Linked DNA regions of Homo sapiens: region 2 is linked to region 1. The links are chromatin loops, found by intact Hi-C in ENCODE. Cell type or tissue: PC-9. All regions are shown on one strand. Links, peaks and the distances in the headings refer to the core of each region. The heading gives the core; the rest is flanking DNA.

Region 1 (5,887 bases), core at 2,309-4,808:
CTTCGTGAATGCTTCCTCCAACTTCCTGAGAGCAGGGATTGTGGTTGAGCACACAGTTGGTGCCCAAGAAATACTGGTTAAAATGAATAAATAAGAACTGCAAGGTCACTGTAAAATAAACAAACAAACAACAACAACAAAAAAAAAAAAAACAGAAAATACAGATATGCATCTTTTAAAAGTATCCCAACACATTCCGAACACCAGCCATTCTGAGTCTCTCCTTTTCTCTGGGGCCTTTTTGCACATGTAGTTCCCTCTGCCTAAGACATCCCCTTCATTGACATTAATGACTGTTCCTCACTGTGTCCCCGAGGTCCAAAAGCACACCTCACTTTTGAGGAAGGAGATAATTTGGGAGTGGGCCAGGGCCATAGGGCAGATGGGTCACGTGGGGACACACCCCCACTGTGCCTGGTTTCCAGACAAGGAAACAGACCCCCGGAGCCAAATCCCATCCCTCAAGTGACACAGCCGTGGTAGCACCTGGGTCAAAACCAGAGAATTCGTCTTTGTGGGGAGCAGGGATTTAGGCGTTCAGAGCTTAGGAGTTGTCGAACATACAAGAAAGTGAGGCTACTTCTGCCCTGTCTGCCCTCATCTCCCCATCCAGCCCTCTGTGGGAAAGCTACTGATGTTTGTAAATGTTTAACTGGACACTCTCATTAGTTTAATAGCTTTTCATATGGCAAAGGTCACCATCATCTGCAAATTCGCCTACTCCCCTTAACTACTGACTTAGCCCTCTTTACTAGGTATATCATTTATTGCTTTTGCTATATCCTTGTTTATTTTGCACCTTCGTCTGCTGTCTTGACCTGGAAGGGTGAGTCAGGCCTGTACTGCTGGACTGTGCTTCTGTCCATTTCTCCTGGAATGTCTGAGGCTATTTCAGGAAATATTCAGAATACAGATAGTCACTACAATTTTGACTCCTTTATGAATTAGAGTTTTGATATATGAAATGACTCTTGGTCTCAATTTATACTTTTGGTACCAAATGCTATATGGAGGGTTCTGTGTTCCTCTGTTCCTCCCTCTTTCTCTCTTCTCCTTTTTTTTTTTTTTTTCATATCTCTGCAAGACATTTGCCCCCAAGGGTCTAAACAACTACTTTTGTTAAATTTTGATTTTTGATCAAATCCTGGTTGGGACAGGACCTAAGTTTCAGAGTCAGAAAGTAGGTGGTAAAGGAGATAAATGTATTCATTAGTTTTTGGTTACTATAATCTTTCAATATATATCCTGGAATGTGTATCTCTGTGCACTTAGTATGGAGTAGTTTTTGTCTGTTTGTTTCTTTTAGTTTTTTGAGACAAGAGTCTTGCTTTGTCGCCGAGGCTAGAGTGCACTGGCGTGCTCTTGGCTCACTACAACCTCCACATCCCGAGTTCAAGCAATTCTCCTGCTTCAGCCTCCCGAGTAGCTAGAATTACAGGTGCCCACCACCATACCTGGCTAATTTTTTGTGTTTTTGGTAAAGACAGGGTTTTACCATGTTGACCAGTTGGAGGCTGGTCTTGAACTCCTGACCTCAAGTGATCTGCCAACATCAGCCTCCCAAAGTGCTGGAATTATACGAGTGAGCCACTGCACCCAGCCTCTGAGTACTTTTGTTGTACATAAAATAAGAGTGACTTAAACAACATAGAAGTTTCTTTTACAATTTAACAACAACATTAAACAAACAAACAAAACAGTTCAACACAGGCAAAACAGGGCTGGTATGGGTGCTCTCTGCCACAAAATCCCAAAGGAGCCTAGTATGCATCTAACCCCCACCACATGCCTCATAGCACAAAATCGTTGCTGGAGTTCTGGCCATCACATCTGATTCCAGACAGCCAAATGGAGGAAGAGCAGAAGGGCACACTCCCTTATTGTTAACTCTTTCCCTGTTTGCCAGAAGGAATACCCACTTGTGACTGCAGTGTTTACCCCAAGATAACTTTGCCACAAAATACCTCGCTTTTATTATTATTTTTGCCTTGCTCTAGTATATTGACTTTGGAAACAAAAGACATCACTCTATTTGTAGCATTCTGGTTTTAGTCGTGGTATTTCCATTTACAAAACAAAGTAATTCTCGATCGCTGAAAATAGCAAATCCTAGCATTCCTATGTGTGATGTTAACATTGTTCTTGAACAGTTGTTGACCAAAGATTCGTTTGATGAATCCAGTTTTTCTGAAATAGATGAGTCTGATGTTAGTTCTGGTTAGAAATAACTTCAAAAACAGTTTTTACATGTTATTTTCACATTGAAAATCAGTCAGATTTAGGGCTGGGCTTGGTGGCTCACGCCTGCAATCCCAGCACTCTGGGAGGCTGAGGCGTGGGGATCACTTGAACCCAGGAGTTCGAGACCAGCCTGGCAACATGGAGAAACCCCGTCTCTACTAAGAAATATAAAAAATTAGCCGGACATTGTGGTGCACGCCTGTAATCCCAGCTACTAAGGAGACTGAGGCACGAGAACTGCTTGAACTCGGGAGGCGGAGGTTGCTGTGAGCCGAGATCAAGCCACTGTAGTCCAGCCTGGGCTACACAGTAAGACTCTGTCTCAAAAGAAAAAAAAAAAAAACAGCAGTCAGAATCAGATTTGCTTCAGCCTCAAATAGCACGTTTACATAAAATTAAATGAGTGCTGGCAACGAGCTGCACTTTTTTTTCTAAACAGGAAACGGGCTAAGGAGACTACTCAAAGTCGCATTTGAATTCATTGGCCTGTGCTTGATGACATGGCCATGTGCAGCTACAAAGAAGGCTGGGAAATGTAGTCCTTTAGTTGAGTGGCCATTTGTCTAACAAAAACTGCGCCTTTTTTTTATTTTTTCTTTTTTAAGATGGAGTCTCGCTCTGTTGCCCAGGCTGGAGTGCAGTGGCATGATCTCGGCTCACTGCAACCTCCACCTCCCAGGTTGGAGCCGTTCTCCGGCCTCAGCCTCCTGAGTAGCTGGGATTACAGGTGTGCGCCACCATGCTGGGCTAATTTTTGTATTTTTAGTAGAGACGGGGTTTTGCCATGTTGGCCAGGCCAGTCTCGGACTCATGACCTCAAGGGATCCGCCCGCCTCATCCTCCCAAAGTGCTAGGATTACAGACGTGAGCCACCGCGCCTGGCCAATAACTACATGTTTTTGAATGCAACTGATACGTTTGCTGAAATAGTAATCTTATAATGATGGTTCATTGAGCCCTCACTATGTGGCAGGCACAGTTTTAGCACTTTAGTGCATGTTCCTAGCAACAGTTCTGATGTTGGTACTGACAGCCTATAGCTGTTTTGCAAGAGAAGACTCTGAAGCACAGGAGGTTAGGTCACTTGCTCAGCTTGTAAGGGTTGAAGCTGGGATTTGAACCCAGGCAACTGGTTCCAGATGTTACCGCAGGGGAGAGCTCCAAGATGGCCCGAGTCTAGAACAGAGAAAGAGGCCAAAGTGGGGGGCCACTTCTTCCAAAATATTCCTGAGAAGCCAGAAATGCTGAAGGTTGCTTGCCATCCCCTCCACTGCTGATTACAGTAACAAATTGTTAAACACACTGGGCAAACCAAAGTAATATATCTGCTGTCTGGCAGTGGCCAGTGAGTTAACAATTTACAAATCCTAAGCTAAGTCATTGAGAAAGGCCCTTCCACCTTCAAAATGTCAGATTCCCAAGCAGCCCCTGCCCTCAAAAAGCTTCAGTCTCAAGGTATGTGCCTGCATGCACCCACACAAGAACAACCTGAAATGAAGGGGTCATGGGCCCTGGTGAGGACGCCTGAGAAGGTGAGGCAGCCAGAGGTCTCCTGGAGGACGGAGTCTTGTAGAAAGCTTGGATGTGGACAGCAGAGGGGGCTGGTGCTCCAGGCTGGGAGGACAGCACAGGCAAAGGTGTGCCACTGCTGTCTGGGAGCTTCCCCTCCCTCCTTGGGTCCTCTTGGCACGCCTGGAGTGGGCCTCACCTGTGCTATTAGTCAAGTCAGCTTCCTAAGGGAGGGAATGGAGTCTGAGGCCCCCAGAAGGGAGGGGGCAGAGCGGGACTGCTAGGGGATCTGACTGCGTTACACCCCAGGAGTGGCTCCTCCCAGAGAGGAAAAGGAGGTGACCAGAAAGGCCACTGAGCATTGGGTTCGCTCAGTGAAGGTATGAGGAAGGAAGTCCCAGCCCTGTGAGGGAATTCCGTGTGTGGGAACCGTGGGGAGGAGCTGCCAGGATTCAGGAGTTTCCTGGGTGAGGCGTGGCCACAACGGACACTCCTGCTTTGTACTAGAAGGAAGAAGTATGGAGTTAAAGACTGCAGCGTGAACTGAGGAGTCCCGGACAGGCCGCTTGCTGCAGAGGATCCAGTCCAGATCCCAGGAGAGCCCCTCTGCCCCTTCGGACCTCGTCTCCCATCTACAAAACGTGAAGATTGGCCCAGTTAGCGTGTCTCTACAAAAAGGTGCATATACCACTGGTGAGTTCACTTGATACCTAGTAGGGGAATCTTTTCCTTTTTTAAATTTTCATAGTCATGTATTAATTCTCATGTGAATTAGACAAAAATAACGATGTCACCAAACCTGCCATTTCACGATAATGATCAGTAACCCTTAGAGGTGCTTACCCTATGCTGGGACTGTTGGAAACAGCATAAACTCACCAGCATCCTTATATCTCACAACAAACCACGGAGTTCATACTATCACTATCCCCTACTTACAGATGAGGAGATGAGGCAGAGAGAGGCAAAGCCACTTGCCCAGGGTCACCCAGATTGTAAGCAGCAGAGCCAGGGTCAAACTCAAACAGCTGGCTCCAGAGCCTCACTCCTGGCATCTCCCATATTACTGCTCAGACTAAGGATAGATAGAAGAAAGTTGTTAGTAACAGCACAGGTGGGCTGCCACTGGTAGCTGACAAAGGGGTAAACAGATGGCAGAATGGCTCTGGAGGGCTAGAGGAAGTGGTCTCCAAAGGCCACGTAGAGAGTGATATAATTTCAGGAGGAAAAAAAGCCAGATTGAAATCTTATTTCAGGTAACCATATATTTGCATCAGGTAATATGTTTACATGGTTCACAAATCAAAACTCTTATTAAAAGATATACAGAGGCAGGGCCAGGAGCGGTGGCTCATGCCTGTAATCCCAGCACTTTGGGAGGCTGAGGAGGGTGGATCACAAGATCAGGAGATTGAGACCATCCTGGCTAACACGGAGAAACCCCATCTCTAATAAAAATACAAAAAATTAGCTGGGCGTAGTGGTGGGCGCCTGTAGTCCCAGCTACTTGGGAGGCTGAGGCAGGAGAATCACTTGAACCCGGGAGGTAGAGGTTGCAGTGAGCTGAGATTGTGCCACTTCACTCCAGCCTGGTGACAGAGTAAGACTCTGTCACAAGAAAAAAAAAAAAGATATACAGAGGCATCACCAACATCCCTGCAGTCCCTGTGTGTCCTTCAAGGGTTGCTTTGTGCAAGTACAAGCAAAGAAAACATGTTTTTCCTCCTCTTCTATGACCAAAAGGCAGTACACTTTTTCCTGGTTCCATTTACCTGCCTTGATTTTGTTTCAAGATTATTATTATAGCCTGGAGACCTTTCCTTATCAGTCACCAAGATCTGCTTTCCTTATTTCTTATTCCTTTAAACAGGTATGTGGTATTCCAGCAGGTCCCTTTAATTAGCCCCCTCTCTGTTGGTAGCCACCCAGGAGAAAATTTCCCATAACTTGCTATTACCAACAAGATCGCAATCTATAATAACCTTGAACATGAGTCATTTTGTCAGGCTTTGGGACAATCTCATGGTGAGAAATGGCACCTGGAGTAGTTTTCCTATTGTGAATGAAGGTGATAATATTTTCATGTGTTTAAAGCTTATTTGTACCTTTTTCTCTGAATTGTTCATATCCTTGGCCC
Region 2 (5,887 bases), core at 1,620-4,119, 280 kb after region 1:
ACTCAACATACAATAAATGCTTGTCTTTTAGGAGCTACATTTAGGGAGGCTGGTGGGATAGAAAGTTATTTTGATGTAGAAGAAAAAACGAATAGGGAATGGCAAGAGGGTATTTGCAGTTTTAAACCAGTTATAAGGGAAGGTTTCATTGGAAAGGTGACATTTTAGAGAGCACTGGGAGGGACCCAGCCATGCAGTCTTATGAAGAAACATGTCCCAAGGCAGAGTAAATAGCAAGTACAAAAGCCCTTCAGGTAAGGATATGTTTGGCATGTTGGAAGAGCAGCAGCAAGGATAAAGCTGGGACAGAATGAATGCGGGGAAAGAAGGAGGAAATGAAATCAAAGAGGTAAAACCAAATCATGTAAAACCTTATTGGTCATTGTTAGGCCTTTTCTCTGAAGATAGAGAGCTTTTGCATATTCTAAGCTTTAGCATGTTCTCACTTGAAATTTAAAAGTTAACTACACATTTATTAGAACAGCTAAAATAAAAAATAGTGATGGTACCAAGTGCTGGCAAAAATGTGAAGAAACTTGATCTCTCATACATTGCTGGTAGGAATGCAAAGTTTGGCATTTTGGAAAATGCTTAACTATTGTTTTATAGTTGGTTGGTTTCTTGAAAAGCTAAACATATGCTTACCATACAATCCTGCAGTGGCATTTATCTCAGAGCAACAAAATCTTAGGTCCACACAAAAGCCTATATATGAATGCAACTATATTTGTAATAGCTTAAAATTGGGGGGAAAAGCTGGGTGCAGTGGCTCACACCTGTAATCATTTTGGGAGGCCAAGGCAGGCAGATGACGAGTTCAGGAGTTCAAGACCAGCCTGGCCAACATGGTGAAACCCTGTCTCTACTAAAAAAATACAAAAATTAGCCGGGCCTGGTGGCATGCACCTGTAATCCCAGCTACTCAGGAGGCTGAGGCAGGAGAATTGCTTGAACCCCGGAGGCGGAGGTTGCAGTGAGCCGAGATCGTGCCACTGTGCTCCAGCCTGGGTGACAGAGCGAGACTGCGTCTCAAAAAAAAAAAAAAAAAAAAATGGGGAAAAGTGCCCTTCAATGAGGGAATGGTTAAACAAACTGGCATATCCATACCATATAATATTATTATGAAGTAGTATTTCTCAGCAATAAAAAGGAAAGAAGTATGACACATGCAACAACTTGGATGGATCTCATGCTTAGTGAAAAAAGGCAGTCTCAAAAAAAGTTATATGCCAATGACTCCATTTTTGTAGCATTCTCAAAATGATAGAGATAAAGAGCAGAGGGGTTGCCAGGGGTTGGGCTAACACACAGGACATGTGTGTGGTGATGGAACAGTTCTATATCTTGTTGAGGAGATTATATCAACTTACATATGTGATGAAATTGCATAGAAACACACACACAAACACATGCGTGCATGTAAAACTGGTGAAACCTGAATAAGATCTTTCTGAATTGTGCCAGTGTCAGTTTCTTGATTTTGATATTGTACTGTAGTTATGTAAGATGTTACTATTAGGGGAAACTGGGTAAAGGGTGCAGAGAATCTCTACTACTTTGGCAATTTCCTGTGAATCTATAATCTCTCCATAGCAACCTGAACAATCCTTTTAAAAAGCTGTTTATATTTATTTTTAAATATTTAATTATTTTTAAAATAACTATTAAACTATTTAGTATTTATTAAACTGTTTAGACTAGAGGGCAAGAGTGAAAGCAGTGAGACCAGTTAGGAGAAGGGGCTATGGCAATATATCAAACAAGAGGTGGTGGTGGCTTGGATCGGGGCAGTGGCAGTGGAGGTGATGATAATGGTCACAATATGATAGAACCTTCAGAATTTTTTGACAGATTAAATGTGAGGTCTGAGGGAATCAAGAATCCAGGGTGAATCTTAAGTTTTGGCTTGTATGACAGGATGAGTATCACCTTTAACCGAACAGGGGGAGACTGAGTGGAGGTGCTTTTGCAGGGAGTAATCAAAGGTTTAGTTTTGAGATACAGGCAGTAAACTTAGTGCCAGAGCAGTCCGATGTTTTTCCTCAGGGCCTACTGCTGGCACTTCAGATCATGGTCATGCTATGCACAGTGGGCAGATAAGCTTGCCTCTTACCCCTTTTTCCATGTTTAGGATGCATTTTGGTAAAAGCTGTATTGTATGACTTTTCTGTTATTTCATCTATCCAGCAAATATTTATTCATTTTTCTCCTGTATACCAGGCATTATGTTGAATTCTGAAAATTACAAAGGTGAATAAAACAGTCCCTACCCCTAAGGAGCTTGTCGTCCATATTGAAAAAGAAAGGTAGAAAACATAAAGAGTTTAGGTTCTGTTAAAGAAATATATCTAAAATTCAGGGGGCTGAAGGCAATGATCAGACTTCATTGAGAAGCTGACTTAAATATTCCAAAAGTTAAGGAAATGCTTACCAATAGGATTATAGGCTGGGTAGTAGGGACATTTTAGTCATTGAGCAGTTTAAGAAATTTGTAAAAGCACAGGTGAGATTGTGTCTTCCAGGAACAAAATCATGGAGAAAGAGGTTTGTCAAGCTAAGAAGTTTTATTTTCATTCTAAAGGCTATAAGTAGTCAGTGGAGGGGTTTCAGTAAAGAGTGACGTGTCTGGTATATTTTATCAAGAGTATGCTAATGGCACAGTGTGGGTAGCTTAGAGAAAGATAAGATTGCTCATGGTTTATTCTTTTTCAGCTACGACTAATAGACTGGGGTTTGGCTGAGTTTTATCATCCTGGCCAAGAATATAATGTCCGAGTTGCTTCCCGATACTTCAAAGGTCCTGAGCTACTTGTAGACTATCAGGTAAGAACAGAAGGGCAGGCACAGTTTTGATCCTGTGTTTATTTCGCACATAATTTACCAAAAAAAAAAAAGTATCATTTTGTGCATTTAGGTAGGCCACTTAATGCACATTCACAGCTGTCCTTTTTATATGAAATGTAAAATATAAATCACCTTAATTCATGTACCATGACTTACATTACTTTTATTGTCATAATGTCGGTAGAATATGAATAGGTTTGCATTTGATCCTGACTTGAGGGAAAGTAGCCAAAGATATGTTCTATAATCAGCAGTTCCAGAACTGTTTTGAATTGTAAGCTGTTTTGTTTTTGTTTTTGTTTTTGTTTTGAGACGGAGTCTCACTCTGTCGCCCAGGCTGCAGTGCAGTGGCATGATCTCGGCTCACTGCAAGCTCCGCCTCCCAGGTTCACACCTTTCTCCTGCCTCAGCCTCCCAAGTAGCTGGGACTACAGGCACCCACCACCACCCCAGCTAATTTTTCTTGTATTTTTAGTAGAGACTGGGTTTCACTGTGTTAGCCAGGATGGTCTCGATCTCCTGCCCTCGTGAGCCACCACGCCCGGCCTTTTGTTTGTTTTCTGAGGCAGGGTTTTGCTCTGTTGCCCAGGCTGGAGTGCAATGCCATGATCATAGCTGACTGCAGCCCCGAACTTCTGGGCTCAAGTGATCCTTCCAGCTTAGCCTCCTGAGTAGCTGGGACTACAGGCGTGCACTACCACACCCAGCTAATTTTTAATTTTTTTGTGTGTAGAGAGAAAGTCTCACTATGTTGCCCAGGCTGATCTCAAACTCCTGGGCACAACCCATCCTCACACCTTGGCTCCCCAAAGTGCTGAGATTACAGGCATGAGCCACCATGCCCATCCTGTAACTAAGTTTAACCAATCTTCAGAGTAAATTCAAGAATGTTTTCTTGTTCTTCTGAATTGTATACTAAATAAAAAGGTCTTCTCCCCAGCTCCCCCAAAAAGCCTTCTTTCTCCTCACAGAAAAAGGAGAAAGGAACCAAATTAATAATAGATTTGCCAAGTGTTTAAAAATCTGAAGTTTTCTTGGGAGTATCTTTTATGCCCAGTCTTTCCAGGTTATTATCAGTTGATTTTAAAAGTTTCAGACTTTTTGTTCTTGTAGGAATTTCTTTCTTGGGGTCTTAAGGCTATAGCCCTGAGTTCAAAAAGCATTTTATGCATAAAAATAGTTTTTACAGTATTACTAATAATTGTGAAAAACAGAACACTGTCCTATTATAGGAAAATTAAAGATTGAATTCTGAAACATTTATGTAATAAAATACTAATGATACACATTAGATGGTCTCCATGGGCTAACAATTTGGAGGTTTTTTTTTTTTTTTTTTCATGTAAGTGAAGAAAACAATTCAAAATAGTATGTATATTAGCTGAGCATAGTGGTGTATGCCTGTAATCCTACCTACTCAGGAGGCCTAAGCCCAGGAGTTGGAGGCTGCAGTGAGCTATGATCACGCCACTACACTCCAGCCTGGGCAACAGAGCAAGACCCTGTGTCTTTAAAAAAAAAAAAAAAAGAGCCAGGCACAGTGGCTCACGCCTATAATCCCAGCACTTGGAAAGGCCAAGGCAAGTGGATCACAAGGTCAGGAGCTCAAGACCAGCCTGGCCAAGATGGTGAAACCCTGTCTCTACTAAAAATACAAAAAAATTAGCCAGGCGCGGTGGTGGGCGCTTGTAATCCCAGCTACTCAGGAGGCTGAGGCAGAGAATTGCTTGAACCTGGGAAGCTGAGTTGCAATGAGCCAAGATCACACCCCTGCAGCCTGGGCGACAGAGCAAGACTCTGTCTCAAAAAAAAAAAAAAAAAGTAAAAATTGTTTTAAAACCGAGTGAAAGATGCATAAAAGAAAAAACTAAAAAAAAAACTAAAAAAAAAAAAAAAAGAAAAAACTAGCCAGGCACGGTGGGTCATGCCTGTAATCCTAGCACTTTGGGAACCTGAGGCGAGCAGATCATGAGGTCAGGAGTTTGAGACCACTGGCCAACGTAGTGAAACCCCGTCTCTACTAAAAATACAAAATTAGCCAGGCATGGTGGCACGCGCCTGTAGTCCCAGCTAGTCAGGAGGCTGAGGCAGGAGAATTGCTTGAACCCGGGAGGCGGAGGTTGTGGTGAGCCAAGATTGCGCCACTGCACTCCAGCATGGGCAGCAGAGTGAGACTCTGTCTCCAAAAAAAAAAAAAAGAAAGACTAAAAAGAAATATATGAAGATGTTATTAGTGTTTTGATTTTGAGTCAGTGGAGTGATTTTTTTTTAATTTTAAAAATTAATTTTTTATTTTGAAGTGACAAGCCTGAGGATTCACAGATAATAACAGTGAGTTTACTTTTATGCAGATGTACGATTATAGTTTGGATATGTGGAGTTTGGGTTGTATGCTGGCAAGTATGATCTTTCGGAAGGAGCCATTTTTCCATGGACATGACAATTATGATCAGGTAATATATGTTATACCCATTGAAAAATGTACTGGCCTAATGCAATGATAGCCAGCACTGCCTGTAACTTTCAGTTCACTGTTTATTCAGCCACCCCGATATTGATCCTTAGATTGATGTTTCGGGAGCTACCAGCTTAGCCTTTTGAAATCAGACATTCCCCCCTAGTCTTTGTCATTTGCATTGCTTATTTTATTGTGAAGAATACATATAAATTGTCATCCAGATTTTTAAAATAGGACATTACCTTAGAATTCTCCTAATAAACCCTTATCTCCAATATGGTGTTTTCTCCAATATGTGAGCCCATATGTGGTATTTCTGTGATCCTTTTGGCTCTTTATATGGGTTGAGTTACAGATGTTTCTTAAACTAACTCCACTTCCCCCTTGAAGATCAAAGGGCTCTTTCATTCACAAGAACCTGGAATGATTCTAGGACCTTGTGGAAGGTACCATTGTCTTGTTCCCTTTGAGCACCATGTCCAATTTTAATGAGTCAAAGAATACAACCTGAATTCCATTAAAGTCAATAACTCTGTATCAAGTGCATGCAGTACTGAGGAATACAGAAAAAAGAAAGAATAGTTT

What was found. Peaks named below come from ENCODE experiments on the same cell type or tissue, not always from the same donor. Only the 100,000 strongest peaks of a DNase experiment are listed, where the experiment ranks them.
Region 2: a loop joins it to region 1, with 4 times the contacts of the local background. A loop is called at or near these places in 1 of 110 quality-filtered maps.

The regions. Positions count from the first base shown.
Region 1 is chr20:766,853-772,739 of GRCh38, reverse strand. SLC52A3 (solute carrier family 52 member 3) reads left to right here and starts at 4,240. Exons shown (of 5, transcript NM_033409.4): 1 at 4,240-4,443. RefSeq lists an enhancer at 3,566-4,065. In PC-9, for the core only: CTCF peaks have their summits at 3,644 and 3,845 (motif pointing right); a DNase peak (open chromatin) is centred at 4,059; H3K4me3 peaks cover 1,458 bases; H3K27ac peaks cover 1,563 bases.
Region 2 is chr20:489,190-495,076 of GRCh38, reverse strand. CSNK2A1 (casein kinase 2 alpha 1) reads left to right here. Exons shown (of 14, transcript NM_177559.3): 9 at 2,713-2,823; 10 at 5,196-5,297. Among named protein-coding and RNA genes, the nearest start is that of TBC1D20, 30 kb to the right of the region's middle. In PC-9, for the core only: no CTCF peak of the experiment used is centred there; no DNase peak of the experiment used is centred there.